Regions from separate parts of the Homo sapiens genome. Here region 2 is linked to region 1. A link is a contact called in ENCODE Hi-C or POLR2A ChIA-PET data. All regions are on one chromosome and are shown on one strand. Each heading gives the region's core, a stretch centred on a gene start or an enhancer-like site at or near the end of the contact. The rest is flanking DNA. Distances are from core to core; before and after follow the strand shown.

What was found. A loop is a pair of places that touch in the nucleus more often than their neighbours do. ChIA-PET counts read pairs that join two places held with the same protein, here RNA polymerase II (POLR2A). Pooled maps may share reads with other maps.
Region 2: a map of naive thymus-derived CD4-positive, alpha-beta T cell shows a loop between it and region 1 (16-fold over the local background). The contact joins the promoter of H2AJ here to the enhancer-like site in region 1. A Hi-C loop is called at or near these places in 1 of 168 maps with a recorded cell type or tissue (naive thymus-derived CD4-positive, alpha-beta T cell) and 7 of 50 pooled maps. POLR2A ChIA-PET finds 5 or more read pairs at or near these places in 1 of 52 experiments (AG04449).

The regions. Positions count from the first base shown.
Region 1 is chr12:8,024,723-8,030,919 of GRCh38, reverse strand. No RefSeq gene overlaps it. Among named protein-coding and RNA genes, the nearest start is that of FOXJ2, 4.9 kb to the left of the region's middle. RefSeq lists an enhancer at 3,915-4,104. Within about 2 kb of position 3,784, at least 41 of the 41 ENCODE cell types and tissues checked have a DNase peak (open chromatin) inside an H3K27ac peak, as active enhancers do.
Region 2 is chr12:14,771,534-14,777,764 of GRCh38, reverse strand. It overlaps H2AJ (H2A.J histone), which reads right to left and starts at 3,360. Exons shown (of 1, transcript NM_177925.5): 1 at 2,741-3,360. The coding sequence starts at 3,294. The coding sequence ends at 2,905. RefSeq lists enhancers at 2,250-2,399, 2,106-3,022, 2,910-3,069, 3,080-3,409, 3,600-3,809 and 1 more.

The sequences.
Region 1 (6,197 bases), core at 2,535-5,034:
CTTGCAAAATATTTGAATTGCCCCCAAAAGACTGCATACTTAAGTTGTATGTATATATTATATGAATAATTATATTTACAATATGCCAGGCATTGCACTGAGCATTCTGCATGTGTTGTCACATTGATGATTCTAGCGATTCCCTAAGACACTATTATTATACTTCTTTTACAGATGAGAAAATTGTGACTTACAGATACTATGTGTGAGTTCGCTTAATTAGTAAGTAGCAGAGTCAGGACTTAAATCCAAATGACTCCGATGCCCAGCTCTTGACTTCTATACCATTGTCCGGAGCGATCAGAATTTAAAGTCATCCTCAAAATTAAAGGCAGTAAACCAAAACAAGCCTGTTCTTCCTGCTCACACTTCCTATATTCAGGTTTAAAGATGTATTTTTCCTCTCTTTGAGGCATTAAATAATTCTCCCACACGCAGATAATTTGGCGGCAAATCTTTCTTGCTATGTATTAGATGTTTTGTTATGTTTCAACCGTTTTTGACATTTCCTGTGTATGGAAATTGGAGGGCTTGAGTGACAGGCAGTTGTACTAAAAATGGAAACATGAGGGAAGGATTAGAATCTTCCTGGCAATTTGGAAAAATAAAAAGCTCAAGAAATTATTTGGTTTTTACAAGACATTTGCTGCAGTATTTTTTGTAACTGGAAAATTAGAAAAGACCTAAATATCCAAAATAGGGTAATTTTAAATATATTATGGCACATCTGTACAACAGAGTACTATTTAGCATTTGCAAGAATAATTGTATTTATCTCTGAAAGGTAGAGTGAGTGGAGTTGTTTTATTTTTATAATGTTCTTTATCATTTAGATATTTTGCAGTAGGCATACATTATTTTAAAGAACCATTGTTTTATATATCTGACTTATTTGAGTGAGAAAATAATATTTTAAAATTTGTATAATGCAATCATATAGTTGCTTTTTAAAATATATATATGTTCATGCATATATTTGTGTGCATACCAATAGACACATAGAAGATGGATACACACCAAAGATGTGAGTTTATGGATTATTTTAATTTACTTCATTTTTTAATGTATCTATAATTAGTGTTTGTGTAGATTTGCTTATGTAATTTTTAAAATTAAAAGAAACTGACAAGGCTGGTTTGGTATGGTTTTGCCCTAAGATTGGGGGGAAGCACTTACATTCATTCTCACTTTACTTTCTATTAAGGCGGGTAATACGGAGAAGGATTTTTTAAGTCACTGAAACATACAGAAATTAAAATGTAAGGATCCACTCTTCTTTGTAATAAAACATGTTATATAATTATTCATGAGTGTTAATTTACCTTGAGCAAAACTATTCTTTATAAAATTGGAGACTAATATGCTACAACGCACGTTTTGGAAGCACTTATTAGAGACTGTGTATTACGTGAAACAAAAATAGTGGTTCTCAACTGTGAGTCCTAATAATTGTGAGAATTTAGGTAAGTCATTTAACTGCTTTGTGACTCAGTTTCCTCATCAGTAAAATGGGGATAATAATAGTACCTATTTCATAATGTTGTGAAGGGATTATGTGCCTTTATACATGTAATATATTTAGTTAAATGCCTGAAGGAGGAAGGACCTAGAGACTGAGAGGCTTATCAACCAAATGCAATATATGTGGACCAAGAGACATGTCCATCAAATACAATATGTAGACCTTTTGAGGGATCCTGATTAAAACAAAGCAACTGGAAAAAATATTATGAGACAACTGGTAAAATTCCAATACTGAGGGCGATATCAAACAATTATTGTATACTTTAGGTGCTAATGGAATTACCATTTTATGAATATTTATGAATACTAAAGTATTTAGACATGAAATGCCTGAAATTTGCTTCAAAATAATCAAGTAATGGGGGAGAGGAGTACAGATGATAGATGAAAGATTGAACGAATGTTGCTTTTTACAACAGTTTTTTTAAAATGCTATTCTCTGGGCCAGACGTGGTGGCTCATGCCTGTAATCCCAGCACTTTGGGAGGCCAAGGCAGGTGGATCACCTGAGGTCAGGAGTTCAAGACCACCCTGACCAACATGGAGAAACCCCGTCTCTACAAAAATATGAAAATTAGTTGGGCATGATAGCAGGTGCCTGCAATCCCAGCTACTCGGGAGGCTGAGGCAGGAGAATTGCTTGAACCCGGGAGGCGGAGGTTGCAGTGAGCTGAGATCGTGCCATTGCACTCCAGCCTGAGTGACAGAATGAGACTGTCTCAAAAAAAAAAAAATCTTATTTTCTCTACTTTTGTGTGTGTTTGAATTATTACAAGATAAACAATTTTTTAAAAAGTACTGTTTAGCCGAGCGTGGTGGTTCACACCTGTAATCCCAACACTGGGAGTCTGAGGCGGGCGGATCACGAGGTCAGGAGTTCGAGACTAGCCTGGCCAATATGGTGATACCCCTGTCTTCACTAAAAATGCAAAAATTAGTCGGGTGTGGCGGCACGCACCTGTAGCTCCAGCTACTCGGGTGGCTGAGGAAGAAGAATCGCTTGAGCCTGGGAGGCAGAGGTTGCAGTAAGCCAAGATCGCGCTACTGCACTCCAGCCTGGGCGACAGATCGGAGACTCCATCTCAAAAAATAAAAATTAAATTTAAAGTACTGTTTAAAAATGCTGGAACATAGCTAGGACTATGTTTACTATTATTATATGCTTTGTATGTGTAATACTACCTAATGTCTGTTTACACCTTTCAGATTACAATGTTTTCATTTACACTAGGTCTTTTAGGATTGACACTAAACCTACGAGGTGGGGAAATGTTATTCCCATTTACAAATGAGACAACTGAACCACAGCCAAGACCGCATCTCCACTCTTCCAGATTCCTGGGGACCTGTGATCAACGGAGTAGGGGGTAGCCTGCCGCCACTAGACACAGAGTTCTGACCTCTTTTAATGACTCTAGTCAGGTCTATTAGAGAGAAACTAAACCAACATAGAAACGATTCATTTAGTAATATTTATCAGACAAAATATGAGCTTACATTTGCACCATCAGAAAAATTCTAACTGCTACTTTAAAAGATAATGGGGTCACCATTGACTCTATGGGAATTGAAAAAATAAAAAGTAATGGGGGGAATAGAACGCAAGATATTAAATCATAAAGGTGAAGTTATCTGTATAGTTTGTATTTCCTTTACATAACTGTTTATTATTTACAGTTTTCTACGTTAACTTTCCTTTTTTTTTTTTTTTTTTTTTTGAGACGGAGTTTTCGCTCTTGTCGCCCAGGCTGGAGTGCGGTGGCACGATCTCGACTCACTGCAAGCTCCGCCTCCCGGGTTCACGCCATTCTCCTGCCTCAGCCTCCCGAGTAGCTGGGACTACAGGCGCCTGCCACCACGCCCGGCTAATTTTTTGTATTTTTAGTAGAGACGGGTTTTCACCGTGTTAGCCAGGGTGGTCTCGATCTCCTGACCTCGTGATCCGCCCGTCTTGGCCTCCCAAAGTGCTGGGATTACAGGCGTGAGCCACCGCGCCCAGCTTTTCTACGTTATTTTTCTATCCTCTTCCCAGCCTGTTTGATTTCCACTCCCCTAAAAATTAGACTGGAGCCAGGGAACAAGAGATGAAAAACTGGGAGGCGAGGTTGGGAAGCAGGGGCCGGCACATCCCAGCGGTAGAGGCCCAGCAGCCCAACATTCCTGTTCCACCTTAAGAAGCTTTCGCCTCTGCCCAAGACGAGCAAGCACTCGGCTCCTCCCACCCCCGTGTCAGCTCCGGCCCGGGAACGTGGGCTAGGCAGGAAAGACGCACTGAATGGAAAGGTTGGCGCCAGAGGCAGCAGGTCTCTCCTGCCCCCTACTCCACCGGCGCGGGGAGGAGCGTGTGAAGCACGGGCCATTGGGGTTGGGTTCCTTTCTGGAGGACCTCAGGGATAAGGACACGTCCTACTGAAACTGGGGGCCGGGTACGTGGGCCATGGGGCCCATCTTGGGGTGGGGTCTTGGGGAGACAGAACTGGCACAGGAGATACACAGCACGCCGCGATCGTTAGCAAAAGTCGTAAGTTTCCCTCGTTCCGGACGCACCTCTTCAAATCATTTCCAAAAGAGGTGGCAAGTTTTCCATCCTCCGCCCCAATTCTTCATCTTCCTCTTAATTGGCTGGGGTTCGGGTAGGCCCGGCCCAAGATCGCTTGTTGATTGGCTGCGTTGGTAATCTATCACAGGATGACGCACGCGAGGGGTGGTATTTGGGGGAGGAAGTGAGGATTATTTTGGTACCTCCTACCCCAACTACTGATTGGCTGAGATTTGCAGTGATGTAAAACAAGACATAAAAATGTCCACTAAAGGGAAGGGTCTGTTTGCCATTCTCTCTGGGCCGGGGGGACTCTGTTAATGTAGAGAAGGACCAAACTGATTGAAACACGGAAATGAGTTTAGAAAGGAACTGAAGGAAAACGAGGGAAATCCGCGACACCTTCGTTGCCTTCAAACAAGGTCATTTCCTGCACGGGATCGATGGTTTCCTGTTTACTGCCTCCGAAGTCTGCGTGTACACTGGCTTTCTGGAATCTGCATGATAATTAAATTCTTATGAGCCTTTGGTCCCAGACTTCCCATTTGTTTACGTTACATAAGAGAATGAATGACACGGAGGAAAGGAAAAGGGTTTCACCCTGCCTTTAGACAAGGACAGGGAAAACTAAGTTTCTCTAATATTAGAAAGCTGAAGACTGACCCTGGATCACAGTATTCAAGCAGTTGGGTTAGAAACCATTCGTATAATAGTTGGAGAGAGTAGATGCAGGTGAAAAGAACTGTAAAGATTTCTCTGAATGAAGGGCATTAATCACATACAGAAGCCTTCCTCGTTAGAGAACTACATCTTTTTTTATTTTTTTTATTCATTTTTTTTCTTTAGACAGGGTCTCGGTCCATCACCCAGGCTGAAGCGTGATTTCGGCTCACTGCACTCTCCGGGATTCAAACGATTCTCCTGCCTCAGACTCCCGAGTAGCTGGGACTACAGGCGCCCGCCACCACGCCCAGCTAATGTTTTTTGTATTTTTAGTAGAGACGGGGTTTCACCATGTTGGCCAGGCTGGTCTCGAACTTCTGACCTCAAATGATCCGCCCACCGCAGCCTTCCAAAATGTTGGGATTACAGGCGTGAGCCACCGCGCCTTGCTGAGAACTACATCTTATCTCTGGTGCCCGGCAGTGTCGGATACATAGTAGGTAGTCAACTGATGATGTGAACCAAACCAGAGGGAGAAGACTTTTATAAAGTACACTGCTGGGCACGGTGGCTCACGCCTGTAATCCTAGCACTTTGAGAGGCCAAGGCGGGCGGATCACCTGAGGTCAGGATTTCGAGACCAGCCTGTCCAACATGGTGAAACCCAGTCTCTGCTAAAAAATGCAAAAATTAGCCGGAAATCGCTTAAACTAGGGAGGCGAGGTTGCGGTGAGCCGAGATGTTGCCACTGCATTCCAGCCTGGGCAACACAGCGAGACTCCGTCTCATAAATAAAAAAATAATGCTGGAAAAATCCTAAAAATGCGAGACTTGAAGTAGATCTGCTTCACAAACCTACCTGAGATGCTACTTCACAAACCTACCTGAGATGCTACTTCCATGAGAAAATGCTGTTTTCCTCCTAACACCTTGAGGCCTTTAAAATTTGAAAGCAGATTTCCCCTCAACCTACCTTCCTGGAAAAATTGAAAAGATAGGTGGGATTAGTGAAAAGATGTCCTCTACATTCAGTGAATGGAACATAAAGTGTTTATCCTACAATCTGAGGCAAGAGACTAGGAAGAAATTATTTGAGAGCTTGAGAGGTATCATCTATACTATGTTAGTTATGGAATCATTTGCTTCCTTAGCATGATGTACACTTTTTTTCTAGTCCGGAGTTTTTCTTTCCTTTTTTTTTTAAGACAGAGTCTTGCTCTGTCTGGAGTGCAGTGGCGTGATCTTGGCTCACTGCAACCTCTGCCTCCTGGCTTCAAGCGATTCTCCTGCCTCAGCCTCCCAAGTAGCTGGGACTACAGGTATGCCACCACACCCAACTAATTTTTTTGTATCTTTAGTAGAGGCGGGTGTTCACCATGTTGGCCAGGATAGTCTCGATCTCTTGACCTCGTGATCCACCCTCCTCGGCCTCCCAAAGTGCTGGGATAACAGGCATGAACCCCTGCACCCA
Region 2 (6,231 bases), core at 2,111-4,610, 6.7 Mb before region 1:
TCCTCACACACATTAATTCACTCAATTCTCCCCAAACTCTATGAGGTAAACTATTATGCCCATTTTAGAGATGAAACTGAGGTTTAAAGAGATTAAGTTTCCAAAAATCAGATAACTAATAAGGAGTAGAGTGAATCTGAATTTAAGTCTCATTGCAGAGAGCTAAAGTTCTTACACAGCATGGTATGCGACCTTTCAACCACTGGAAGGGGCATTGTGAAGTTTGCATATAGTATGCCAGTCATCACCAATTATGGGGCCTGACTAAGCCTTTTGATTCCAGGCAGGCACAACTAAACAGACCAGTCCTCGGGGACACAAAGACAAGACTGGCCCTGCAGGAAAAACAAAGATCAAACAAATCCTGGCCAAGCCACAGCCACACTGAACGGCTTGCTTATCTCTGCAGGAAAGAGTGTGTGTGTGTGTGTTTGTGTGTAAATAAAACTATGGATTATAACTCTATTAAAAACTGGAATTCAGTTCCCATCAGATTTTGTCTTAGGCCTTTTTCCATATGGTCTTATGCTTAAAGAAATACTGGCCTTTTAAATTCATAATCACACATCAGCAAGAACTACTGTTTGTTCATCATGGATCATGGGCTGAGCTGATTTTGTAGGAGTATGCATTTTAAACAGCCCGTAAACTATTCGGGTTAAAAAAAAAACTCTCAAAAACAAAAATGGTGAGGGGCTGACTGAACGTTGAGGCAGGCAGAGTATGTGAGGGGATGCTAAGAATCCTTTGGGTAGTGGTGGGAGAGGCGGGTGGCGACAGGGCAGTTACAATGCCTCGTATCTTGTCTATGTTGCTCATCATGTAACAAGAGCTGGACAGATTCCTGTGAATCTTCCCAGGGGAAGGCAAAGGTGCTTTTTCTTATGAATGTCTTGATGTCCCTTGTCCTTATTTCTTCATCATTTTGGTAACAATCCCTCAGATGCCTCATCCCTTTAAGAAATTTAGACTCAAATGTCAAAACCATATATGCATTTTGTTCCACTGACCCCAAGTGGTAACTGTGAGTAGTAGTTCTAACAATGAGGCATTTTTTAAAAAGTCCTATTAATGTTTACCTATAATTTAACCTATAAGGATAAACCCATACCCCCATTGAACATGGTACTTTTTTCCATTTATTGTCTAATATGTGGCACACAGTAAATGAACAATCTCAATCCTTAAAACAGGTGTTATGACTTTTACATATGACAAAACCACAGAGTAAATAGCAGAACATCTCGAACCTGCCCAATAATTTGCCTCCTAACAGAGGTGTGTACGGCCTGACCTTTGTACACCTCAAAAATGGCAACATGGGAGAAGTAATTCCATCATTCATCCACACACAGCAGAGAGGTACAAGTACTAACAGAAGCTGATCTCTCATATTAACGTATGTATTTGTTCCTTGTCCCGTCTTCAGGAACCAATAAAAATAAAGTGAGCTCCGAGAGAGTGGAAATCTGGTTGGCCTCATTCACAGCTCTACTCCTATCACTTTGTACAGAGCCTGGCATAGACAGCTGTTCAATAAATACTGGGGACAAAATAAAGTCCATGTGGGAAAATGGGCCAGCCGCTACCAAGGATGAAGACATACAATATATACATATATTTTTGGGGAAGACTTCAATTCCGACTCACAGGAAAGATGAATCCAAAGATGTGAAATCTGTACTGGGATCTTTTTTGTGGGGTCTGTGAGCCAGGATGAAATTTGCTGAGGATGAAATAAATAGGAGTGTCAATTAAGGGCAGAAGATGATTACTAGTGTTAACTTTTCAATGTGGATTCCTGGTCTGAAATGTGTTTCCCCCTGCACTTACATATTTGGTCCTATCTTTCCTTACATGTTTATTAAAGCAATATTGTGCCATTAGGCAATGCAACTCCCAAAGACATTACTGGAATGAGGTCATTGCTTCAGGCTAGTGGGAGAATATAAGAGAGTTCAAACAGGTTATTTGTTGGGTAAGAACCCCTAAAAGCAAGAGGTTTTTGTTTTGTTTGAAAGCAAAGTCAAACCGATTCTCAAAGTGAATATGATATGATGAAGACAGGATCATTATGAAGCTAGAAACTTGACAACATCACTTTAAAAGCTCAAGCATATGTAACCCACGACTAAAGGCGCTGCAATGTTATGCAATATGACTGTCAGGGGAACGAATTTCCAACCTCATGACTCACTTATTGAACGTTTCCTTCATTAAAAAAAAAATATGAACATAAAAGTGCTATATAAAGATATCTGATATCCAAAGCATGAAAGCACAGCAGCTACTAGGCTAGGAAGAATCTCAAGTTGACATCGTGCCATCAGAGCCACCCTTCCAAGACGGAAAGTTACTCCACTTTTTGAAAAATATGGCCGCAGACACTTCCTGCCCCGAGCTCAGCTCGATCCGACGGTATCTTCCCAGAACTTGGTCCTGAGTGCTCACAAACTGGCAGGAGAGCGAAGGCTCTGTGAAAGGGAAGTAAAAATAATTCCGAAGGAGGCCTCACCGCACCGACTCTGCCTCCCCTTTGCCCTACTGACAGCGAGGTGGCTTCCACCCTGCCCACCTCCAGGCCACCCTCCCCTGACGCCTCGAGGGTGACCTGCGGACTAAAGCCGTCCAGAGTGGCTCAAGCCCACCCACCAGTGCCTGCTCCAGGGGTTTCCCGGTCGCCCCCCTCCCCTGGGGCCATCCGACATGTCCCCGCGACTACACAGCTCTCTCGACCAAACGATTTTCACCAACTTTATTGGCTCCCGCCGGGACCCTCGCCGCCCACCTCCCCGCTAGATGTCACCGGCCCTCCATGACATCCAGCACATTCAAAAGCATTGCGGGACGACCATGAAAAGGGCCTTTGCTGGGGGAGCCAGCTCCCTGAGGGCGGCGTCAGGGTCATTTGCTCTTCGTCTTCTGACTCTCCGTCTTCTTGGGCAGCAGCACGGCCTGGATGTTGGGCAGGACGCCGCCCTGAGCGATGGTCACTTTGCCCAGCAGCTTGTTTAACTCCTCGTCGTTGCGGATGGCGAGCTGCAGGTGGCGGGGAATTATCCTGGTCTTCTTGTTGTCACGCGCGGCGTTGCCAGCCAGCTCCAGGATCTCCGCCGTAAGGTACTCCAACACCGCCGCCAGGTACACCGGCGCCCCGGCGCCCACTCGCTCCGCGTAGTTCCCTTTGCGCAGCAGTCTGTGCACTCGGCCCACCGGGAACTGCAGGCCCGCGCGGGAGGAGCGGGATTTGGCCTTTGCTCGCACTTTGCCGCCCTGTTTCCCGCGACCGGACATGATCACCTCTCGCCTACAACTCCAGAGACGGAGACAAACCGCTCTCGGCGTCCGGTACCGGAATGCAACGTACCGCACCCGAACTGCCTCTACAAACTCTTTACGGCCGCGCGGCAGCCCCTTTCCATTGGCTCTGGTGACCAATGACAGGCAGGCTCCGCTCCCAACTAGCGCTCTGGAAGAGAGACCGCCTCCTCCAGCTCTCTCCAATCAATAGAGCAATCTCCGAATCCTCATTTACATAGCCGCTCACATAAATAACGAGGCCAGCCGGCTCAGTCTTTGGGGACCCAGATGAATTTAGCGGTTACGGGTTTTCCACGACCACGCTCGCTTCCAAGCACATAAACTCGTAGGAAATAAGAAAACATGGTTGGAAACAGAAAACAATCCAGAAGAAGAGCTACAGGGGTTGTCCGTAGACGTTGCTATGCTAAGTGGATGTTCTCATATAATACACCGTACTACTCAGGTAGGTTTCTGTCTCCGCAGCCCGTGCTGCTTAGGCGAAACAACAGCCTGTCCGCGGAATTCTGCCTGCCCAGGACAGGGTCCGTGGACTGTTTCTTATACAAGCGCCTTGCCTCCAGCTAGCTACCCAACAGTGTAGAGACCACCCTGGTCTCCCCGCAGGGTCCTGCGGCTCACAGCCAGCCAATCGTTCACTTTTGAGTCTGAAGCTAGAGTGATGACCAGACGTGAATGCTTCCTGTGCTGACGGGAGGAACAAGCTCGCCTAGCCAAAATATCTTTTGTCTTTGAGGCTATGGGCCTGCAAAGAGCCACTAGGTTTTATTGGAGAGGCCAAAGTCTTGGCCTTGGCTTGCTCCCCGCAAGCCAGGGCGCCACAGATCAGCGGATCGGGTCCTCTGCGAAGACGTGGAGGTCCCCCGGGTCTCTTTGTAAATGAGTCCAGAGACTAAAGTCAGAATGGCAGCTTATTCTTATATACCTGAATTGTGGACCCATGCTTTTTGAAACAAAAAGAGTGTTTCAAGTGTTTTGTTTTAATTAAAAATTACTTTCTCCTAATTCATCGAGGTCATTTCATTTTTACCTGAACATTTTCAGTAACACAGTTAACACCGATACGTGATGTAATGTTGAACGCTTGCTTTTTAAAATAAACATTTTATGTGGATTCATTTACATTTAAAGTAAAGCAAATTTACCTTCTCACTATCCGAATAAAGATTTGACTTCATTGAAATAACATTTTCAAATATTTATGTATATGTCATTACTGCCTAGAACAATGATGAACCCATACTGGGGACTCAATAAATGTCTTCAGAGCTATTGTCATGGTTTAGGCGGTCTTTCCGGAGCCAGTCTGCCTCAGCCTAAATCCTGGCTTTACCACTGAGCAGTGACCTTTGATAAGTTATTTGACTCCTCTACCTGTATCAAAGTGTTTTGAAAATTAAATACGTTAGTAAGCATCCAATAACTCTTAGATATACCAAATAAATGGGCATACAAATCTCTGATGCAGTTTTTAACGAGATGTTCCTGGAATGAGTTCTGTAAACTAGCTTAAATTTTTGCCTGTATCTTGGGGAATTTTCAAGAGTTTTTAAAAGTATTACTATTTTAGACACGATTTTTTTTCTTTTATTCCAATAAGCAAGAGATTTCTAATTTGAAAATGTTCTAGTCTTGATTTCTTAGAAAGCTTAACTATAAGTAAGTCAACCGATTTTACCATTACAATAATTTTTTTTTTTTTTTTTTGAGACGGAGTCTCGCTCTGTCGCCCAGGCTGGAGTGCAGTGGCGCGATCTCGGCTCACTGCAAGCTCCGTCTCCCGGGTTCACGCCATTCTCCTGCCTCAGCCTCCCGAGTAGCTGGGACTACAGGCGCCCGCCACCACGCCCGGCTAATTTTTATGTATTTTTAGTAGAGATGGGGTTTCACCATGTTAGTCAGGATGGTCTCGATCTCCTGACCTCGTAATCCGCCCTCCTCGGCCTCCCAGAGCGCTGGGATTACAGGCGTGAGCCACCGCGCCCGGCCCCATTACAATAATTCTTATCTCTTCAAGATCTGATAGACTTTTCCTCTTCCCTCTGAGTCAAATATTAAAATCATGAGTGAAGTTCGACCATTCAGGACTTTTTCCAGCCATTCAAGACAGTGTTCCAACTCTTTTATCTTTAACAAAAAGTAAAAGAAAAATAAATACCTTTTGGGTTATGAAGATGGGCATGGATTGAAACAAATGTAAACTATAGGCATTTATAAATATAACAAAATTTTACCATAAAGTCTTCCTGCTGTAAAGGCTTATCTTCAAGACCAGGGACAAAGAAGCCCCACTTACTAAAATTCATTGCTCAGAATCCTAATTAACTACCTGGGAAAGACTTATGACTCATCCTCTAAATAACAGCTGCTTTTTAACACAGTAAAACCTTTAGAGAAGACAGGGTCCTGACACCTTTGAAGAGCGGTGACACCTTACAGAAACTTTCGTTTTTGTTCAGGGATTCTCTTGAGAAAGGAAGGGATTCAGAACCTCCTGAGGGGATTTGCAGTAGAAATCATTATTCCAAGTCATGATTGTGGCATCCATTGTTTTACAAGAACTTTGAATTTTTAAGTGGAAAATGTGAGATGAGAACCTGAGATTTGAATGACATAAGACATTGACAATATTTCAACTAAATAACCACAGGAAGTTACTTGGTTGAAAAGCACACAGGCTCTTGCAGGGCAGGAAAACCTGCAAATTGCGCAGAAGCAGCTGAAAGGGGAATGGCGGGGGTCGGGGGGAGGTGGGGGTGGAGTGTAGGTGGGGGACGGGAAGCTGCACTTTCTTTTTTCAATTGAAAGAATTTTAATTATCTGCAGGGCCGTAAAAGAGAAAAAAGTCCTCTCCCCCTACTATGTCTTCAGAAGACCCACGTGTGAAAAATTTTAAATTTTAAGTAATTG